Linked DNA regions of Homo sapiens: region 1 is linked to region 2. A link is an interaction called in ENCODE POLR2A ChIA-PET data of the cell type or tissue named here. Cell type or tissue: HCT116. All regions are shown on one strand. Links, peaks and the distances in the headings refer to the core of each region. The heading gives the core; the rest is flanking DNA. Region 1 has its middle 65 kb from the start of SMIM36. Region 2 has its middle 14 kb from the start of TMEM100.

Region 1 (4,399 bases), core at 161-4,160, 130 kb after region 2:
ATTATACCTCTCTGTATGCTTTTGTGTACCCATAGCTTAGCTCCCACTTAGAAGTCAGAATATATATTTGGTTTTCCATTTCTGAGTTACTTCACTTAGAATGATAGCCTCTAACTCCATCCAAGTTGCTGCAAAAGACATCATTTTGTTTATTTTTTATGGCTGAGTAGTATTCCATGGTGTATATATAACACATTTTCATTATCCACTTATCAATTGATGGTCCATTATCTTTGCAATTGTGAATTGTGCTGCCATAAACATATACATGCAGGTGTCTTTTCAATATCACTACTTCTTTTCCTTTGGGTAGATACCCAGTAGTAGGACTGCTGGATTGAATGGTAGATTTACTTTTAGTTCTTTGAGAAATAGCCATAATGCTTTTCATAGAGGGCTGTGCTAATGATGGCGCCTGCAGCCCATCTGGGGCAGCCGCTGCCATTACGCTGGCTGCAACAGCGAAGCTCAGCCAGGGCTGCACACTCCGTGGAGCTGGCAACAAGTGGGAATCACAACACTTCCGAGCTGATGGGGAGGGAATTCCCCAGGTGCAGCCACAACAGCCCAAGTCATGGCTGCAGACTCGGGCCTCCCACTCCACAGAGCAGGAAGGAGCCCCACCCCCTCGGGCACAGCTGCAGCCACCAAACCCAGACTGCACAGTCGGGCATCTCTGCACTGTCGGGGCATGGGAAGGCCTCCCCTGAGAGGAGGAGAATCTCTTGAACCCGGAGGCGGAGGTTGCTGTGGGTCAAGATCGCGCCACTGCGCTCCTGCCTGGGCAACAAAGGCGAAACTCCGTCTCAAAAAAAAAAAAAAAATTTTTGAAGTAGGGACTATTATTATTCCTATTTTACAGATAATGAAACTGAAGTCTTCAAGGAGATTATATAATTTGCCTATGTTTACACAGCTACCACGTAGAAAATGTGGGATGCTACGCAGTCTAACAGCTTTCATTTTCAACCGCATGTGATACTGATTCCTGCTGTGAAAGAAAGAATGGTAATTTCTTGGAGTTACAGTTCAGGGAACTATAACAGTGGGCCCTGACACAGTATGGTGCGGGGAGAGGGTCCAAGAAGGCTTTTCCTGAGGAAATGAGGTTTCAGCAGAGAAATGAAGGGGAAAAAAGGAGTTAACTAGGCATGTGGAAGTTGGAGGAGCTTTGTATGTAGAGGAAACCGCATGCAGGGCGGGCCTGGGTTGGAAAGCAGCATTATGCTCTTGAAGAAGTGAAAGTTCATTCCACGGGCTGTTGTTCACTTCATGGTGGCGAGGCTGGAAGTGATGATGACTGTGTGTGCCATGGGGAGAGAAATGAACTGATGTGGGTCAGTGCATTTCTGCTCTGACTACCCGGGGGCCCATCACTACAGCAGTGGCCTTATTTTTCCTATTAAGTCTCTTTCAGTTTGAGTTCAAGATCACTAGCATATTATCCTTTTCTCAGCCCTGTGTCTGCCTTCTCATTAGTATTTGGATGAAGATGAAACTCCTTAAAATCCCTCCGAGTGCTGCGTGGGCTGGAGGCTTCTGCTCTCCGCTGTCCTTTTCACCCTGCTCCCTCCTACTCTCTGTGCTCCCAGCTTCTCACTACGCTGAATATTTTTTTTCAGTCCTTTATGCTCCTTTTGTCTCCTTTTGTCTGAGTGATTGTCCTTTCCCTCTTTGCTTGTTCATGTATTCAAAAATTATTTTCTAGCACCTGCTATGTGTTAGGCACTGTTGTAGGCACTGGAGTTACAACTAAAATTCAAGACATGTATGGAGGGGTTGGGTTGGGAAGGGCAGACAGAGAAAAAAGAGGAAGTAAACAAGAAGAAATAGCAGCTCATGATGACATCATGCAGAGAATTAAAGTCAAAAGATCTGATGGAGAGAAACTAGGTGTAGGTTGGATTGGGTGGTTAGGGAAGACCTTTCTAAAGATGTAATATTTAAGCTTGAGATCTGGATAACGAAAGGAGACAGACAGACAAAAGTAACAAGGAAAAATATGTCAGAAAGAGAGAACTACAAGCTCAAAGGCCATTAGCTGGGAATAAGCATGGAATGTTTGAAGAACTGAAAGAAGGATTGTGTGACCAGAGTGGAGTTAGGGGTGGGGCTCGGGGTGGGAGTGGAAATAGTAACAGTTGAGTCAAAAGTTATGAATGTCGGGTGTCGTAGGGCTGTGTGAGTCAGTGGGAGGAGTTTAGATTTTATTCCAGTTACCACTGGAGGGATTTTAGAAGAGCGACAGGATAGGATTTACCTTTTAGCTGAGATTTACCTTTTGGCTGCTAAGTGGAGAATGAAGTCTTGGTGGAAACACTGAAATAGTTCACGAGAGAGGGGATGTTGATGTCTTGGCCCTGGGTAGTGGTGTGAAAGTGGTGGATTTTGCATACTATAAGGGAGGAGCAGGCAGTGTTAACTGACAAACTGCTTTGGGGTAGGGGGAGTGAGGGAAAGAGGAAAATCGGAAAGAATTCCTAAACCTTTGTTTTGATCAATTGGAGGGACGGTGGTGCCACTTACTAAAACAGAAAGGCTATGAGAAGGGTTGATGTTTGGTGTGAGCAGGACTGAGAATTCTGCTTTGAACATGCCAAGGTGAGATGCCTGTGTGCCATCCAAGTGAACTCTCAGGTCTGAAGTTTTGAGGAGAGAAAGGACTAAATGTGTACGTGTGAGAGAAATCGTCACATACATGGTGCTCAAAGCCATGGAGAGATGTGTGGGTAGGGAAGAAATGAGGGCCCATCTGGTTCACTGCTGCCCAGTGTTCCCCAGTGTTTCCCCCTCTGGTGTCTCCTTCCTCACTGGTGCCTTCCTGATCCCCTGCTTAGAAAAATCCCTGTTGTAAACACTTATAACCATTGTGTACCCTCCTTCACAACTCTCAACACAGTTGAAATCTCCATGTATTTGCGTAATCAGTAATGCAATGATAATGTGACTAGGTGATAGATCCGTGAGCGTAGAGACTCTGCTTTTGTTCATCATGTGAAGAAAGATCACCCAAAACTTAGAAATAAGGAAAGAAGGATGACTGCGTGTTCTGTCCATGTCATAGAGCATTGGGTAATAAGCCTGTCCATGGGTCAACTGGTTTTCATTTGATGTACTTTTTACCTTAATAAAGGGCCAGACTCTGTAAAGTTAAGGTTGAACTTGTAGGAAACTGATAATATGTAAATGATTTTTGTCTAGTAGACAGAATTATTACCCCCAAAGTTATGATTTTACTATACTGTAGAAATTGACTGTTTTTTAATCCAATTTAGAAATCTTATTCCAGCACTTTTTTGGTTAAACTGACTCTCTTCTTCTATCTCTCTCTCCTTTTCTACATGTACATATGTATTCATATATGTATATATAGCATATATTTTTTTTACCCCATATCTTTCTTTGAATCGGCTTGATTATCTTGATGAATCCCTCATGAATGACTCAAATACAACTTTGACATTTGCTCTCTGTGTTTTTCATGAGAATTATGTTTTTAACATTTTGAAAATTGTACACTGACAGGTATTCTCATGGTCTCCCAGCATTTTACACAGTAAAGCCCCTGATGCAGAGTCTATACTCAATACCTATTTCCTAAATGAAAGAATAAACTGGCCTAGGACCTAATGAATATAACTAAGGTTTATGAGGCCAACTCTTATCTCTACTAAGTGTTTGGAAAAATACATGGTAATAAGGCTCTGAGAAAGGGCCCATGCAGGTCACCCATCAAGTACCTCTGCAATGTCTAACTCCTCCAAGAGTGATTATCCTTGTCAAGGCAACAATCTTCAGAGGGCACTGCTTAGCTTAGCAACAGAATCTTCAATATAATTTTTTATAATGCCTATTGCAAACAAGTGACCCAGGTATGGATTTGATCTGGGACTCCTTAAAGACCACAAAATTATTAGTTAAGAATGACTTAATCCACAATATGGGAGAAACAACATTCACTTTACTAAGTTGTTAACCTAAGCATAAATCTATACATATGATATAAAAGAAATATATAGTGTTCCAGTATTAAATTTCATTTCCTCGTTTTTAAGAAATTAGTGAATTCTTATTCAGGTGTAGCTCAGGGCAAAACGTCTGTCTTGGTATGTCCTAGAGTCTCTTTTTTCTCTCCTCTTTCCTTTTCCCTCTCATCTCTCTCACCTTGTTCATGTTTTGAATATTCTCCCCTCTTTCCTTTCCCCTCTCATCTCTCTCACCTTGTTCATGTTTTTAATAGTCCATTGATCCCATTCTTTGTTTTAATTATTGATCCATATATTACTTGTTGTCTTAATATATACGGATCCATATATTACTTATTGTTTTAATATATGGATCCATATATTACTATTGCTTTTTTTTCTTTTTTTGAGAGTGAGTCTCGCTCTGTCGCCCA
Region 2 (4,399 bases), core at 89-4,088:
CAAATACAGAATGGATTGCTTCTTGTTTTGCTTGACTAGAGTAGTTGATGAGGGTTCAGAGACTGGCAGCCTGCCAGTCATAAATCAGTTGTGATCACATTGTGGTATGAACTCAGAAAAACAAGTAGACAAGAGTAAAGGGGTAGAGCCAGAAAAATTGTAAGTATAGAGAAGATGTGACTGTGATTATGAGTATTTCAAGTGCCCAGCACGTGGATAGAGCATATTGCCTTTCTCTACCGAGTGGCTAATTCAGAGACAAAACAGGTATTTGGAGACAGAGTTTGTGTTGCTACACTTCTCCACAACTAGGCCCTATAATAAAAGTGCTTGCATCAGAGGAAGGCTGACTACACATTTTAGCACTTTCACAGCTCTAACTTAATCATGGCAGGAAGCTTTTCTGCTACTAGGAGAACAAGTTGCGTCACTAGGAACATCTGACTCCAGGATCTAGTGTCAATCACTTTCCCTAAGGTCATTAAAAAATATGAGGGTGTCCCCTTACAGCATAAAGGCTTTGCCCAAGTGACAATTAAGAGGAAACCCACAGCATGATAAATAATTGAACAGGTGGATTAAAGAAATGCCTTTCCTGTGTAAAATAAGAGGGATGATTGACAGTTGTAAATCCAGGCTCTTTGGTGCATCTTCTTCCACAGTTCAAGGTTCTAACCATTTGAACTGCTCTTTTTCCTTATTTTGCCTTTCTTGGCTGTTCAAGGAATACTCTTTGGCCTCATAGAGTCAGACAAACATTAGAGAAAGGCAAAACCTCAGAGGTTTCCAAGAGCAGCTTTCAAGGGATGCGTGCCAACGAGTGGTGTTGCAAAGAGCTGCCCACTGAATGGAATAATATTTTGGACTTGGTTTGTACAGAACAAGCTCTGCTGTGGATCAAATGGCAAGTCTGTCTGCTCATCTGATTTAATAAATGCCCTGTTTGACTTGCTGGTGCCAAAACACCTGCGAGGTACAACGTGTGTGTCACCTTTTTCCCTAGGGTCTTATGTTTGGTTTAGGAGCTTGTTCTCCTCCCAGACCAACAGTATGGTACACGTCTCCAAAATGAGGACAAAGGGTGGCAATTTACTATGTCATTCATAGCAGTCCAAAGAGCTTTGCTATTGAAGTCCTGGGAAATATTTAACACCAGAGAGTTCTTGTACCCCCGAATTGCTAATCGCTCTCCAATAGATGCTTTTCCAACAGAGGAAAAAAGAGAGAGAGAGAAGGAAAGAGAAAAGAGAAAAGGAACAAACACTGTGACTTTCGGAAACAAGCCACCATCCTAGTTTCTATTTGCAGCCCAGCGGCGGTATTTGAAGTTCCCAGTGAAAATAAAACCCTCGAGCTTGGAGCTCCTGCTACCATGGAATATTTTTAAATGGTTACGAAAGGAGTCTGAGCATTCAGTCTGGCAATATCCAAAGTTCTTGGGCCATTCTGTGGACAGTAATTGAGATTCACCAAGCAGGTAGAGCCCTGTTTCACCAAGTTAGGTAAAGAAAGGCAAGGATAGAAGTTGAGAAAATGAAGAAGGCAGAAGGGGCAGAGAACTCAACTAAGTGATTCCCATATTCCAAAACAGAAAAATTAACCACACTGCAATTTTGGTGACAGAATTTGAAAACAAAACCAATTTTTTTAAAGAAAAGAACTTATTAAGAAAAAGTTAAGAACCTATACTAAAGCAAGAGAGAATAGTGTAATGAACCCCAAGGAACTATCTTTGGTTTCAACAATTCTCAACTCCCACCTACCACCAGATTATTTTGTAGCATATCCCAGACAACATGCAACAGATGATTTACAATCAAACTTTTATAAGGCTTATGATTGGCTGTAGTTTAATTAGTGAAGTTAGATATTGTCTACAGGAGACCAATTAGGTATTTTTTAAGTATTTTTACTTTTTAAACAGTACTTTTTTAAAAAAATGTTTAAACAAATTTCCCCTGAATTTTCATAAACAAATTTCCCCTAAATTTTCATCGGGTTCATATCAGTTTTGTTAACCTCTTTTTGGTGGTACTCTGATGACTGGACAATGGGTTATACAAGAATAAACAGCAGATCTGTAGTCTTGCAGGAGGTGGAGCTTTGGAGAAGCAAGGGTGGAGTGGAGATGTGTAACTGAGATGAGTGCTGACCCCAGGAAAGGGTGCAAAATGCAGCGTGAGATTACAGGGGGTACCGAGGAGCACGGAGATCAGAGAGCCTCTGCCGGTTACTACGGTCACTGCGTGGTCTACAGCCAAGGTTTCTCTTTGATCTTCATCCTTCAGACCATATTATTAATCTCCCCAGAGAGCTGCTCTTTCCCTCCTCACACACTCAATCCAATCCGGAATCACAAAAGGGCAAGGAAGGTTGGGAGTGAGCATCCAAATACATTCACTTTCTAGGCAGCTCTGCAGCTCTGTCTCATCTATGTAATGGGGAGAAGTGAAAGCAAAACATTGAAAACACAGTGGCCATTTATTTCCAATTTTTTAATAAATGCAAATACAGATTTAGCAAAGATATAAATTATCATGTTTAAAGAGTTTTTTTGTTTTAATTCCATAAAGATGAATCACAGGGTTACTCATTTGCAGCACCTAACTTCCCCAGTGCATTCAATTATATTCTCATAAATGCAAACTAAGTTATACGTGTTTCAGTATTGCATACATTCAACCCAATAGGTATTTTTAAGCTCATAGTATATGCAAAGCACTGTTGTAAACCCTGGGGGAAATAAAAAGTTGAGTAATAAATGGTCACTGGTCAAAGCTAGACCATATGAATAAGAAAAGCAAAAAAAATAAAAAATAAAAATAAATGGTCACTGGGCTCAGGGAGTTTGCAACATAACAGACATCGTAAGGCAAATACAAACACGGCCATAATGCAACAACAACAACTAAATCCAAGAAAAGGAAACAAACTGAGTGACAAAAAAATGTTATCAGCAGAATGTGATGAAGATGCAAAGTGGAGAAATGTTTCTTATAGATGAGAGTGGAGGAATGAAAGACTTCTTGGAAGAAATAGCATCTGACATGGGCCTTGAAGCTGGGGCAGAATTTCAGTTGGTAAAATTGGGATTAAGAGAAAGAAAATTTCTTCAAGAAGAAGAAAAGGCTAAAGAAAAAGGAAGTATATAAGAACAGGTAGAACAGGTTCAGGGAAACACATGCAGTTCCTGTTAGAGAAAGAGTAGGTTATCTTTAGGGCAGAGGAGGAGAATAGGACTTAGAAGACAAGTTGATTGCATCAAGGCAAATAAAATAACCTCTGATGGGGTTAAATGCACAAAATCTGGAGCAAGATTATCAAGATCCTGGCTCTGACTCTGAGCTGAGTGACCCTGGAGGAGTCACTGAGACCTTAAACCTCAAGGTCTTTGTCTATAAAATCAGGATGTGAACAGTGCCCATCTCTGGCTGTTGTTATTTCATTACCTTATCAATGGGGCATAATGAGGTTTCCCCGCATTATGCAGGAGAGGTAAGGCCATTGCAGCTCACGGTGTGTTACAGTGGGGTGGGATGCAGCCACTGCAACTACCTACCCTGAGCTGAGCTGATCCCAGATGGGTCTGAAGCCCAGAATCCCTCATGATAAGGAGATTCCTCTGGAAGACCGTCTGCTGGCAGCACGGCAGAGCTGAGCTTAGAAAGCATGTTTGCAATTCCAGAGAGGCTCAGCCAGCAGCAGCATTTTGTGTTACTTTGCTGGAAGGGCCACCTGCAGTTAACGGCTGGAGAGGGACCCAAGTTCTGAGGAGCTATGACAAAAGTTTCCAGTTTTTATTTTGTTTACGTTATAACACGGTCAGCTCTGTCTTCATTACACACCTCAGCCCCTGAGCTGAGCACGATTTCCAGTTGAAAAGGTCTCCAATGTGGAAAGAAAAAAGGGTGGGGAGTGAGTACCTTGTGATGTGACCTGACAGCATTGGGAGAGATGGGTCACCTCTCGGCTCCCTCCCCTTCCCAAGGTTTTAAATCCTTTCCTACCGGAAGGGGTGGAGTAAGAGCTGATGCCAATTTATTGGGTCACAACTGGGTGTCTCTCCCTTCCTGAAAGACCTGGCAACATCTCTCCTGCCATTGTGATTATGAAGAAAGCATTCACGAGGATAATTATCTAATCAGGGAATTAGCCTTGGTTCATGTGGCAAGCATTAAAGGACTCTTAAAAATCTAATAGGAAAAAAAAAAGGCCCAAGTCAGGAAATAGCACTGGTAATTGCACCCTAAATGATTATTATACACAAACACTATTAAGATCTAGGATGAATATTTATAAATAATCAGCAAACAAAATTGGCAGATATTTATCATGAACACTTACCCCATGAAAGACACTGTCAACTTCTCCTACTTGATTTCCTCCATTTAAGTCATTG

The links. Peaks named below come from ENCODE experiments on the same cell type or tissue, not always from the same donor. Only the 100,000 strongest peaks of a DNase experiment are listed, where the experiment ranks them.
Region 1: POLR2A ChIA-PET joins it to region 2 with 7 read pairs; 2 of 35 experiments call an interaction of 5 or more read pairs at or near these places.

Annotation. Positions count from the first base shown.
Region 1 is chr17:55,574,060-55,578,458 of GRCh38, reverse strand. No RefSeq gene overlaps it. Among named protein-coding and RNA genes, the nearest start is that of SMIM36, 65 kb to the right of the region's middle. RefSeq lists enhancers at 1,497-1,566, 1,246-2,445. In HCT116, for the core only: no CTCF peak of the experiment used is centred there; a DNase peak (open chromatin) is centred at 2,178; H3K27me3 peaks cover 1,275 bases.
Region 2 is chr17:55,706,612-55,711,010 of GRCh38, reverse strand. No RefSeq gene overlaps it. Among named protein-coding and RNA genes, the nearest start is that of TMEM100, 14 kb to the left of the region's middle. In HCT116, for the core only: no CTCF peak of the experiment used is centred there; no DNase peak of the experiment used is centred there; H3K27me3 peaks cover 3,866 bases.